Regions from separate parts of the Homo sapiens genome. Here region 2 is linked to region 1. Evidence: read pairs that join two places in POLR2A ChIA-PET (ENCODE). Cell type or tissue: endothelial cell of umbilical vein. All regions are shown on one strand. Links, peaks and the distances in the headings refer to the core of each region. The heading gives the core; the rest is flanking DNA. Region 1 overlaps ARHGAP22 (Rho GTPase activating protein 22). Region 2 overlaps ARHGAP22 (Rho GTPase activating protein 22).

Evidence for each region. ChIA-PET counts read pairs that join two places held together with the same protein. Peaks named below come from ENCODE experiments on the same cell type or tissue, not always from the same donor. Only the 100,000 strongest peaks of a DNase experiment are listed, where the experiment ranks them.
Region 2: POLR2A ChIA-PET joins it to region 1 with 13 read pairs; 2 of 35 experiments call an interaction of 5 or more read pairs at or near these places.

What each region holds. Positions count from the first base shown.
Region 1 is chr10:48,530,303-48,535,683 of GRCh38, forward strand. The region is part of intron 3 of ARHGAP22 (Rho GTPase activating protein 22); the gene reads right to left. Among named protein-coding and RNA genes, the nearest start is that of ARHGAP22-IT1, 21 kb to the left of the region's middle. RefSeq lists an enhancer at 3,253-3,793. In endothelial cell of umbilical vein, for the core only: no CTCF peak of the experiment used is centred there; no DNase peak of the experiment used is centred there.
Region 2 is chr10:48,473,794-48,479,174 of GRCh38, forward strand. The region is part of intron 4 of ARHGAP22 (Rho GTPase activating protein 22); the gene reads right to left. Among named protein-coding and RNA genes, the nearest start is that of ARHGAP22-IT1, 35 kb to the right of the region's middle. RefSeq lists enhancers at 2,733-3,027, 5,115-5,381. In endothelial cell of umbilical vein, for the core only: no CTCF peak of the experiment used is centred there; DNase peaks (open chromatin) are centred at 2,828 and 3,578.

The DNA.
Region 1 (5,381 bases), core at 318-5,317:
ACTGTAAAAATTCTAGAAGATAACATTGGAAAAACCCTTTTAGACATTGGCTTAGGCAAAGACTTCATGACCAAAAACCCAAAAGCAAATGCAACAAAAACAAAGATAAATAGATGGGACTTAATTAAACTAAAATGCTTCTGTATAGCAAAAGAAACAATCAGCAGAGCAAACAGACAACCCACAGAGTGGGAGAAAATCTTTGTGATCTTTACATCTGACAAAGGACTAACATCCAGAATCTAAAAAGAACTCAAACAAATCAACAAGAAGAAAACAAACAATCCCATCAAAAAATGGGCTAAGGACACGAACAAACAATTCTCAAAAGAAGATATACAAATGGCCAACAAGCATATAGAAAAATGCTCAACATCACTAATGATCAGGGAAATGCAAATCAAAACCACAACGCGATACCACCTTACTCTCACAAGAATGGCCATAATAAAAAAATAAAAATAAAATAGATGTTGGCGTGGATGTGGTGAAAAGCAAACACCTCTACACTGCTGGTGGGAATGGAAACTAATACAAAACCACTATGGAAAACAGTGTGGGGATTCCTTAAAGAACTAAAAGTAAAACTACCATTTGATTCAACAATCCCACTACTGGCTATCTACCCAGAGGAAAGTAAGTCATTATATGAAAAAGATACTTGCACACGCATGTTTATAGCAGCGCAATTCGCTATTACAAAAATATAGAACCAGCCCAAATTCCCATAAATCAAAGAGTGGATAAAGAAAATGTAGTATATAAATACCATGGAATACTTCTTAGCCACAAAAAGGAACGAAATAATGGCATTTGCAGCAACTTAGATGGGACTGGAGACCATTATTCTAAGTGAAGTAACTCAGGAATGGAAAAGCAAACATCGTATGTTCTCACTCATAATTGGGAGCTAAGTTATGGGATGCAAAGGCATAAGAATGATACAATGGACTTTGGGGAATTGGGGGAAAGGGTGGCAGGAGGCTGAGGGATAAAAGACTACACATTGGGTACAATTTGCACTGCTGAGGTGATGGGTGCACCAAAATCTCAGAAATCACCACTAAAGGACTTATTCATGTAATAAACACCACATGTTCCCCCAAAACCTATTGAAATACATTTTTTTAAAAAAGGAAAATATGTGTTGTTTTAAGTCATTAAACTTTGGAGTAGTCTGTTAGGCAGTTACAGATAGCTGAAACATAGGAAGTGATGCAAAATCCTTATGGCTAGCACTGCCTGGCCCTGACAATGTGCCAGGCTAAGAGCTTGACATGTGCACGTTCACTTAGAATTCAGAGCAATCCTATGCATTCGATGTCATCATTATTTCCACTTGCAAGAGGAGGGCACCGAAGTACAGAGAAGTGAGGGCACCGAAGTACAGAGAAGTGAAGTCATTTGCACAAGGTCACAACAGCTAATTAGTGGTTAAGCTCAGATTGGAACCCAGCCCATCTTGCTTTCTAGCCTGTGATCTTAACAATTCTATGATAAATGTTTTTTGGGGAAAAGGAATGGGACTCGATGGTGAATAAGATGGCCTGTGGGACAAAGGCACACATAACTGTAGTTGAGACTTCCAGTTAAAAAAGACAAGCCCTGTGGAGTGCTGGATTGAGACCGCGGGTTATTGCTCCTAGCTTTTCAGAATAATGTCTGTCTCCTGCCAGCCCTGGCCTCTGGTAGAGGGAGCTTGTTGAAGAAGGGCGTGATGTAGACACTTTGTAGACAGCTTATCACAAAACATACCTTTGATTGGCACTAGTAACTCACGGGCATTATTTTGTTTAATTTTCACAATAGCCTGTAAGGGTGATATGTCATCAGATCCAATCTACAGGTGAGGATATGGACACCCGCCCAGGTTATGCGAGCTCTCAAGATCACACAGCTGGTGGGTAGAGGGTAGAGCCTGTCCTCCAATCTGGGCAGTCTGAACACTGCTGGTCACCTTCTTAACAACCACTCACTGACTTCTGCCTCTTGGTGGTGAGGGTCTCATCTGGGCCTGCGTCCCTGCCCCCACCCCCTTCTCCCATCATATTTCTGATCTATATTAGGAGTTTGGCTAAAATTCAGTGTGCACACACACTGTATGTCCACATAACACAGACCCACAGACATTGGAATTGGAAGGTTCTCTTTTAACACAACCTCCTCATTTTTCACAAGCAATTTTTTTTCTTTTTTTATTATACTTTAAGTTCTAGGGTACATGTGCACAACATGCAGGTTTGTTACGTATGTATACATGTGTCATGTTGGTGTGCTGCACCCATTAACTCTTCATTTACATTAGGTATATCTCCTAATGCTATCCCTCCCCCAACCCCCCACCCCATGACAGGCCCCAGTGTGTGATGTTCCCCTTCCTGTGTCCAAGTGTTCTCTTTGTTCAATTCCCACCTATGAGTGAGAACATGCAGTGTTTGGTTTTTTTGTCCTTGTGATAGTTTGCTGAGAATGATGGTTTCCAGCTTCATCCATGTCCCTACAAAGGACATGAACTTATCCTTTTTTATGGCTGCATAGTATTCCATGGTGTATATGTTCACGAGCAATCTCTTGAGGGCCTACTTTGCGCCAGGCACTGTAAGGTGAGTTAGTGACAAGTTGGGCCTGTCCTTATTGAACTCCAGTTTTTGCTCTGAAACAAATAGATATACAGAAGTGATAAGCAGAAATGAGGCTTCTTACACCCTCTCAAAATGTTTTATGCACTTTTAGCACAGTGCATGGAAGCCAACTGCTTTGCCTTCTGATATCTAGTTCAATCTCTGGCCAGACATATTAACAAGAACCCCTGTCCCCGTACTGACCCTCATCAACAGCATTGCTGTTGCTATTCATTTTGCAGACTCATTGTTCTGTTGTTTTTTTTTTTTTTTTTAACTAAGTATATGATTCTGGGGAAGGTGGGTATTACTCTTTTTCTGTTTGAAGCAAGCCCCATACATCTTTTTCTAGAGAAAAAGCTCTAGATCCCATAAGGACTGGTATTCTTTTTTCTTTCTGTTGATGAGACTTGTCTCATTTCTCTTTTTCCTTTGGCTTCCAGGAAGCTCAAGAAAAATTTAAAGCCTGGCTTTGGCAAATATGTAGGTCCTAACAGTCTTCATATTTGTGTTGTGGTTCATGATTTTGAGTTGCTACTTTTATTTGCATTTTCTCAGGCTCTCAATTATTTTGAACTATTGTGGTATCACTATTTTATTCTAAGTCTTCTCAATAGAGGCCATTTCAAATCCTGTGTGGAATAACAAAGGAGTAAACCAGAAGTCAGTAAACTTTCTCTAAGGGGCAGATAGTAAACATATTTAAGCTTTGAGGGCCATACAGTCTCTTTAGCAACTACTCAGCTCCACCATTGTGGTGTGAAATCAACCATCGACACTACGTAAATGAATGAGTGTGGTTGTGTTCCAATAAAACTTTATGTACAATAGCAGGTGGCAAGCCAGATCTGGCCTGTGGACTGTACTTTACAGTGTTTTAAAAGAATTTTAGAGCATCTGGGAAGTAATTTCCTCTTAAGTCGGGAAGTACTTGGCTTAGAAAAAAAAGGAATGGATGGGAATTCTCTCCAAGATGTCTAGTCTCCACTTCCAGGTGACAGATTGTGGAAAAGCAGCTGTGAAAGCTGTCTGGGCAGTTTGGTTCAGGAGAGGAGAGGGCCGTGCCCAGGAGGGGTCAGTCCCTGACAGAGCAAGCTGTGAGGTCTGCCAGTGAGAGTGCATTCTCTGGCACACTGGCAGTGCCCACTCCTTGGAGGGGGAGGCAGTAGGGGCAGAGCTCTAGAAGTGCCGGCCAGCCAGGTTCCCCAGCTCGGGCCAATGGGCCTTCAGCTGCCACGGATGCTGTTCATGGAAGGAATGTGTCTGCAGCTCCAAATTCCCACAGAGAAAGACAAGGGGAATCGTTGGGGAGAAATTCCTGGGCCACATTTTTCTTGCTGTTCATGTGGCCTGAAGCCATTGAACTTGGCCAGCCTGCCCAGGGAGGGATTTACAAAGCCCATTGTCCTTTCCCTGAAGCCTCACCCCCACCCTGCCCCCACCTGCTCTTTCCAACTTTCTTTCCTCCCCCACCCCCAGGAGAAATGCAGCATGGGAAAGAGCAGGAGGCCATGGGGCCAAGAGGGCTCTCTGTCCTTGCCATATGGACAAACACAGCAGAAGCTCCCAAAGGGGACAGGTACTTCCCAGCAGCTGTGATGACATCAGACCCTACCATGCACTCAGGGTGGGAGGCGGTCTCGGTTACCTGAGCAGGAATCACTTAGTGGCATACACGCCACTTACTGTATGCCAAGCACTGTTCTGAGCATTCTGCATAAATTAACTCATTAATCCCTGCAAGAACCCTATCATAATCTCCATTTTACAGATGGGGAAACTAAGGCTTGAAGTGGTTAAGTGATTTATGTGGGTTCCAAATAGTAAGCGGAAAAGTCAGAATTAGAACTGAGGTGTCTGCCTCCAGGGTGATCCTTACTTTCTTACTTCTCACTTTTACTATGTGTGACCCCTCAGCTTAGCATTCTATTTACAGATATCACCTTAATGGTCTGCAGTTATAGGAAAAATTCATTTTACAAAGCATTTGCAGTCAGTCCTGCACACCTTTTAAGGCTCCCAGCACCCCCATGCTATAGAACATGAGACCCTGTATATGAACTAGGCCCATCTGGTGTCTGGTCCACTTAGCTGGGGCATAGTACTGTGCACACTGGGAGTTAACTAGTGCTCCTTGCACTGTTGCTGCTGTGGCTGCTGCTGACACTGTAAGGAGGGACCTCAGTTACCTAGAATGTGTCAGATCCTGGGTTTGTGTTTTCACTGAATCATAAGTCATTGACACAACAACCCTGAGAATGATGTTGATAACCTCCTTTTACAGATAAGGAAACCGGGCACATCAATCAGGTAATTCATGCTTGCTGCTCTAACAGCTCCCAAATCTCAGTGGCTTAATCCCCTAAAGACTCTTCTTGCTCAGGTCACTGGCTCCTGCAGGTCAGCATGAAAAGGGAAGAGGGAGTGGGGCTGCTCCATGTGGTCACTCAGGGACCCAGGCTCCTTCTAGGACCTCAGTGTCCTCCTCTGAATCCTCTGCTGTGAGATGCAGGGAGAGGGGGCAGGGAGTTTCTCAAGGGATTTTAGGAGCTGGTGCTGACAGCAGCCTCAGAAGCCTCAGAGGTCACCTGTCACTCCTACCTGTGTTTCCTTGACCAGGGTTTAGTCATGTGACCCTGTCTTACTGCAGGGAGGATGGGAGGCGGAGTCAATCTTTGCAGCTGCAAGAGAAGCAGAGGCTTTGGCTGCCACACCGGTCCAGAGGGGTGAGGTGCTGTAAGGGACAGTCAGAACTTTTGG
Region 2 (5,381 bases), core at 231-5,230, 57 kb before region 1:
CTAAACCCCTTCCTATGCATATAAATTCCAGGCTTTAAGGGGGCTTGCAGACTCTCTGCAGACAACCAGGCAAGGGATACACATGTTCAAGCACCCACCAGATGCCGAGGCAGCCCTGGGGACCCGGTGACTATTGTCTCCCTTCTCTCTCCTCTCAGAGAGAGCTGGCAAGGAGGTACTGCGCCATGCATCCTTCTGGGGCTGCGTTCCCTGAACTGGGCGTGGAAGTTCAGAGATCAGTTTGAGGAGTATTGGCCTCTTAACAATATCAACTCTTCTCATTCCTGAACATGGGATGTCTTTCTTCTTATTTAGATCTTTTTCAATTTCTTTCAGCAATGCTTTGTTATTTTCAGAATATAAGTTTTATACTTTTTTTTGCTAAATTTATCCCTAAGTATTTTATTCTTTTGGATGCTCCTGTAGATGAAATTTTCTTAATTTCGTTTTCAGTTTGTTCATGGCTACTGTACACAAATAAAATTGGTTTGTATATACTAATCTTGTATCCTTCAACCTTGCTGAATTTTTAATTAATTCTAATAGTTTTTTTGTACTTTCTGTACACAAGATCACGCCATCTGCAAACAGAGATACTTTAATGTCTTCCTTTTAAATCAAGCTTCATTTTATTTCATTTTCTTGCATAATTGACCTGGCTAGAACCTCTAGTACAATGCTGAATAGAAGTGGTGAAGGCAAGAATCCTTGTCTTGTTCCTGATCTTGGAGGAAAATTAGCCAGTCTTCCTCGATTAAGTATGTTATTATCAGTGGGCTTTTTGGAGATGCCCTTTATCATAGGAATTCCCTTCTATTCCTAGGGATAGAATAGAAGTTCACTTCTATTCCTAGTTTCTGGAGTGTTTTAATCATTAAAGGGTGCTGGATTTTATAAAATGCTTTTTCTAGTCTACTAAGACGGTCATGTGTTTTTGTCCTTTATTCTGTTAATATAGTACATTAATTGATTTTCAGACATTAAATCACCCTTCCATTCTTAGAGACGATAAATCTCATTTCATCATGGCGTATAATTCTTTGGATTCAGCATGTTAGGATTTTGTGGATGATTTTTGTATCTATATCCATAAGAGACACTGGTGTTCCAGCAATAATTCTCTGTCCCTCCTACACCATCAATCTTTTGCAATGATGCTTTGTCTTCCAACTTAAAAAAATAAACCAACTTCCTCTTTACCTCACCTCCTCCTCCAGCTGCTGTCCCCATTTCTCTCTTTCCCTTTTCTGCAAACTTTTTGAAAGAGTTGGCTATGCTGACACTCCAATTCCCCTCCTATCATCCTTTCTCATTCCCACTATTATCAGGCATTCCACAAAAGCCCCTTTGCTCAAGTCACCAATGACTGCTCAGCTTTCATCCTCTGGTTGATCTATCAGCAGCACTTGGCTGCAGTTGATCACTGCCCTTGTTCCTTCACTTGGCTCAGGGTGGCTTCTGGCTCTCCTCCCTCTTGGGGCTTGCTCTCTTTCTCACCCCTCTGCTGTCCCTCCACTCGCTCTGTGCTGTCTCATTCAGCCTTATGACTTCAAACCCCATCTATGTGCTGATGGCCCCCTAAATACTCTCTCTAGCCCAGTCCTCTCTCCTGATTTCTAGGCTGAAATATCTACCTGCCTACTTGACATCTAAACTTGAGCATCTTATAGGTATCTCAAACTAGGCCCATATCTTCCTTCCAAATAGCTGCAGTTCCCGTAGTCTTTCTATCTCAGCTAACTCATTAGCTTCCCATTGCTTAGATCAAAACATCCCAGAATTATCCTTAACTTCTCTCATTCATTCTCATACACCTCTCATCCATCTTAGCAGGGGAATACCACTGGCTCTACCTTCAGAATAAATCAAGAATTCAATGACTTCTTATCGCCACCACCACTGGGCCAGGCCACCCTCACCTCTCACCTGCACTGTTGTGTAAGGAGCTCCTAACTGGCTTTGGTCTTTCCTCAACATGACAGCCAGAAGGATCCTGGTAGAAGATGGGCCAGGTTCTGCCACTTCTCTATTCCATGCCATGAGGTGCTAACAGCTCTACCATGATGACAAGGCCATTCATTCTTTGGTCTCTCTCCTCCCCTTTGCCCACTCTGCTCTGGCCACACTGGCCTCCTTGCTGTTCTTCCGGGATGGGCCCCCTACCTCTGCCTGTGCTGTTATCCACCCTTTCTTTCCTTCTACTCAAAAGTCACCAAACCCTAACCCTATCTCTTGTGTTCCCCTCCCTGCCTCTTCTGTCCCCACTGTGCCCACCATCTAACCTGCCATGTGCCTGCTCAGCTGGTCACCCGCCTCCTCTACTAGCACGTGAGAACCATGAGGCCAGTGCCTGTCCCTCCAGCTCGCTGCTGTCTCCTCAGCCCCTAGAACATTTGCGAGTCCATTGCAGGTTGGCTGAATGACCAGATGAATTCCCAAATGAGAGGCACTCCAGCTGTGGCCACAGCTTGGTGGGCTGGGCAGGCCACCAGCAGTGAGGCTCCCCTGACCACTGGCTGCTCCCACTTCTCAAGGGGATGGCTGGGCTGTCCCATCTGCAGCAGGCACGCCACCCACTCCTGTCTGTCAGAGGTGGCCTGCCGGTGCCAGAATAAGCACCCCAGGAAGGGCTCAGGGGCTCTGTTACAAAACAGTCAAAAAAGGACTGATCCTCTAAGCCTCCTTCCCAGGGGATGCAAGCTAATAACAGCTCTGCCAGAAAACCTTCAGGGGCCGACTGAGCCCACCTGCCAGCACCATGCATGCCCAGACACGTCTGGCATCGCTAACTCCTGAGATTTCTGCATTTCCTCTGTACTCCCGGGAGAAAGGAGATAAGCGCCTTTGATGGCAGTTCCTGTTTTAATGGTTGTGAGTTCTTCAGCACACAGCCTGGGAAGGCAGATAAATGCCAGGCCTGGGGAAGGGGTCAGTCTAGGGTCTATGTGGGATTCTGCCAAAGATCCCCAATTCTGGGCAAGCACAGAGGGAGATGGACATGTGGCCGGGGAGCCAGGCCTGCTGGGTGCAGGTCTTGGTGCAGCTCTTGGACGGGCTATTTGGGCCAGGACCAAGCACAGTCTTTGAGGCCAGAACATCCACCTCCACTTCTCAGTTCTGCCCCCTTGCTGGCTGTGTCATCTTGGGCAAGTCATCTCACTTCTTTGACCCAAGTTTCTCCCTTTGTTTCATTTATTTTTTATATGCACACATCTAGAAAAGCACTTAAAGCATAAATATGCAGATAAACATGTCATTGTAAAAGGAACACCTGTGTAACTACCCAAGCCAAGCTAGAGAACATTTAAGATATGTATGCCCCTCTCCCATCCCATCTTAACCTCTTCCCTCCTCCCTACTATCCTGACTTTCATAGCATTCATTTCTTTGCTTTTCTTTATATTCTGTTGCCTATCTATCTATAAATAACAAGTTTACTTCTGCCCTGTGTTTCAACTTTATATAGGTAGATAATACAACATGTTATTTTGTTTGTTTGGGTTTAGTTCCACATTGTTTTTAAGATTCATGCATGTAGGTGGCACTGTAGTGGATTCATTCCCATTGTTGTGGAGTTTCCCACTGTAAGACTGAGTCATAGTTATTTATCCATTGTATTGTTGCTGGGCACTTGGGTTAGTGTCAGGCTATCATCAATAAGGCTGCCATGAACATCCCATGTATCCAAGTCTCCTGGCATACCTGTACACACATTTCTATGTAGGACATGCTTCATATGGAATTGCTGGGACACAGGTGTGCACAGCATCAACTTCAGCAGACACTGCTGATTTCCCTAGCAATATGTGCAAGTTTCTATAGCTTTCTATCCTCATCACGACTTGAAACTGTCTTTTTCATTCAGTCATTTAGTCATTCTGGTGGGTGCATACAAGTATCCCATTGTGATTTAATTTGCAATTCCCTGATTACTGATGAGGTTGTGCGCAGGAGCCTATGTTCACTGGTCATGAGGATTTCTTATTTTAGGAAATGGCTGTCCAAGTCTCTTGCCCACGCTTCTGCTGCCTTGTCTGTTTTTGCCTCATTCATTTGTAGGAGTTTGGGGAGTGAGTAATTTGATGACCACATGTGTTGCAAACGCCTTCACCCAATGTATAGCTTATCTTTTCATTTTCTTAATCTACCTTTTACAAACAGATGCTCTTCATTTTATAAAATATAATTTATCAACAATTTCATAATAGATTAGTGTTTTTTTGTAACTCATTTAAAAATTCTTTCTCTACCCCAAGATTATGATAATGTTCCTTCCCTGGTGCTCAAAAGTGCCACCTGTCATACATCAAAGTCCAACTATGTAAGATTCTGCTTCTGGGCTCTATTCTGTTCCACTGGTTCACTTTCAGCAACCTGGAACCAAAGCCACTGTGAGGCTGCAGAAATCCCTGGGTGGGCTCAGACCTTTCCAGGCCATTAATCTAGGGCCCTAAGTCAAATGTGCTGCAACCTTCAGGGATCAAGGAGACCAAGGCTGACAGTGTGATATCATTCATGAAGCCTGAGAGAACAACTTTCACTCTCAACATTATATTGACTCTTCCTTGTGAGGGATTTATCATTCAATGAAAGGTGGTCAGGTAGACCATAGCCAGGGGTGGGAGAGGAGAGTGGGCAAACAGAGGAGCAAAGGAAGGGGCTCAGCCCATGTGGCTTGTGAAATCTGGAGACTGGCCCAGAGCCCCAAAAGGTGAGTCCCTGCCCAGACTGTGTGCTGATCAAACACCATAGGGAGAAAGAGGACGTCCATAGCTTGTGTGGTCAGAGCCCAGCCAGCTTTCAGACTCCCAGTCTCCACATTCAGCAGGGAGTCGGTGGCCCTGGCCCCAATGCCATGGTGATCCCATTATGAAAGATCTTTTCATGACCACTTCATATGGACACCGACCTAGAGATAGCGACTGCACGGCTGGGAGTCACCTTTCATTTCTCTCATACCCCATGTCCAGACCATAGGCAAAACCTGGCAGCTCCACCTTAAGGATACACCTGCAGCTGGCCACTTTGCACCATCAGCTGCATGCCCACCCCATGGACTCTCCTGGCCTGCTGTGTCTACTGCTGTCCCTCTATGGTCCACTCCTCATGTGGTGGCCAGGGCACCTTTTACATAAATCTGACTCAGGTCCTGTGTGTCTCCTGCTCTGAGCTCTCCTGGTATCCCACTGTATACAGAACAAAATAAAAAATCCCCACCAGGACCCCAAGGCCTTGGTGACCACTCTTACCTCAGGCCCTCCCACTCGCCTGGTCTTCACTCCCTCGGGGCCCCGGCCTTCCTGACATGCCTCGTGTTCCCAAAGCTCGTCCCTACCTCGGGGCCTTCGCACGTGTCCATGTCTCTGCTGGAATGCTCTTCC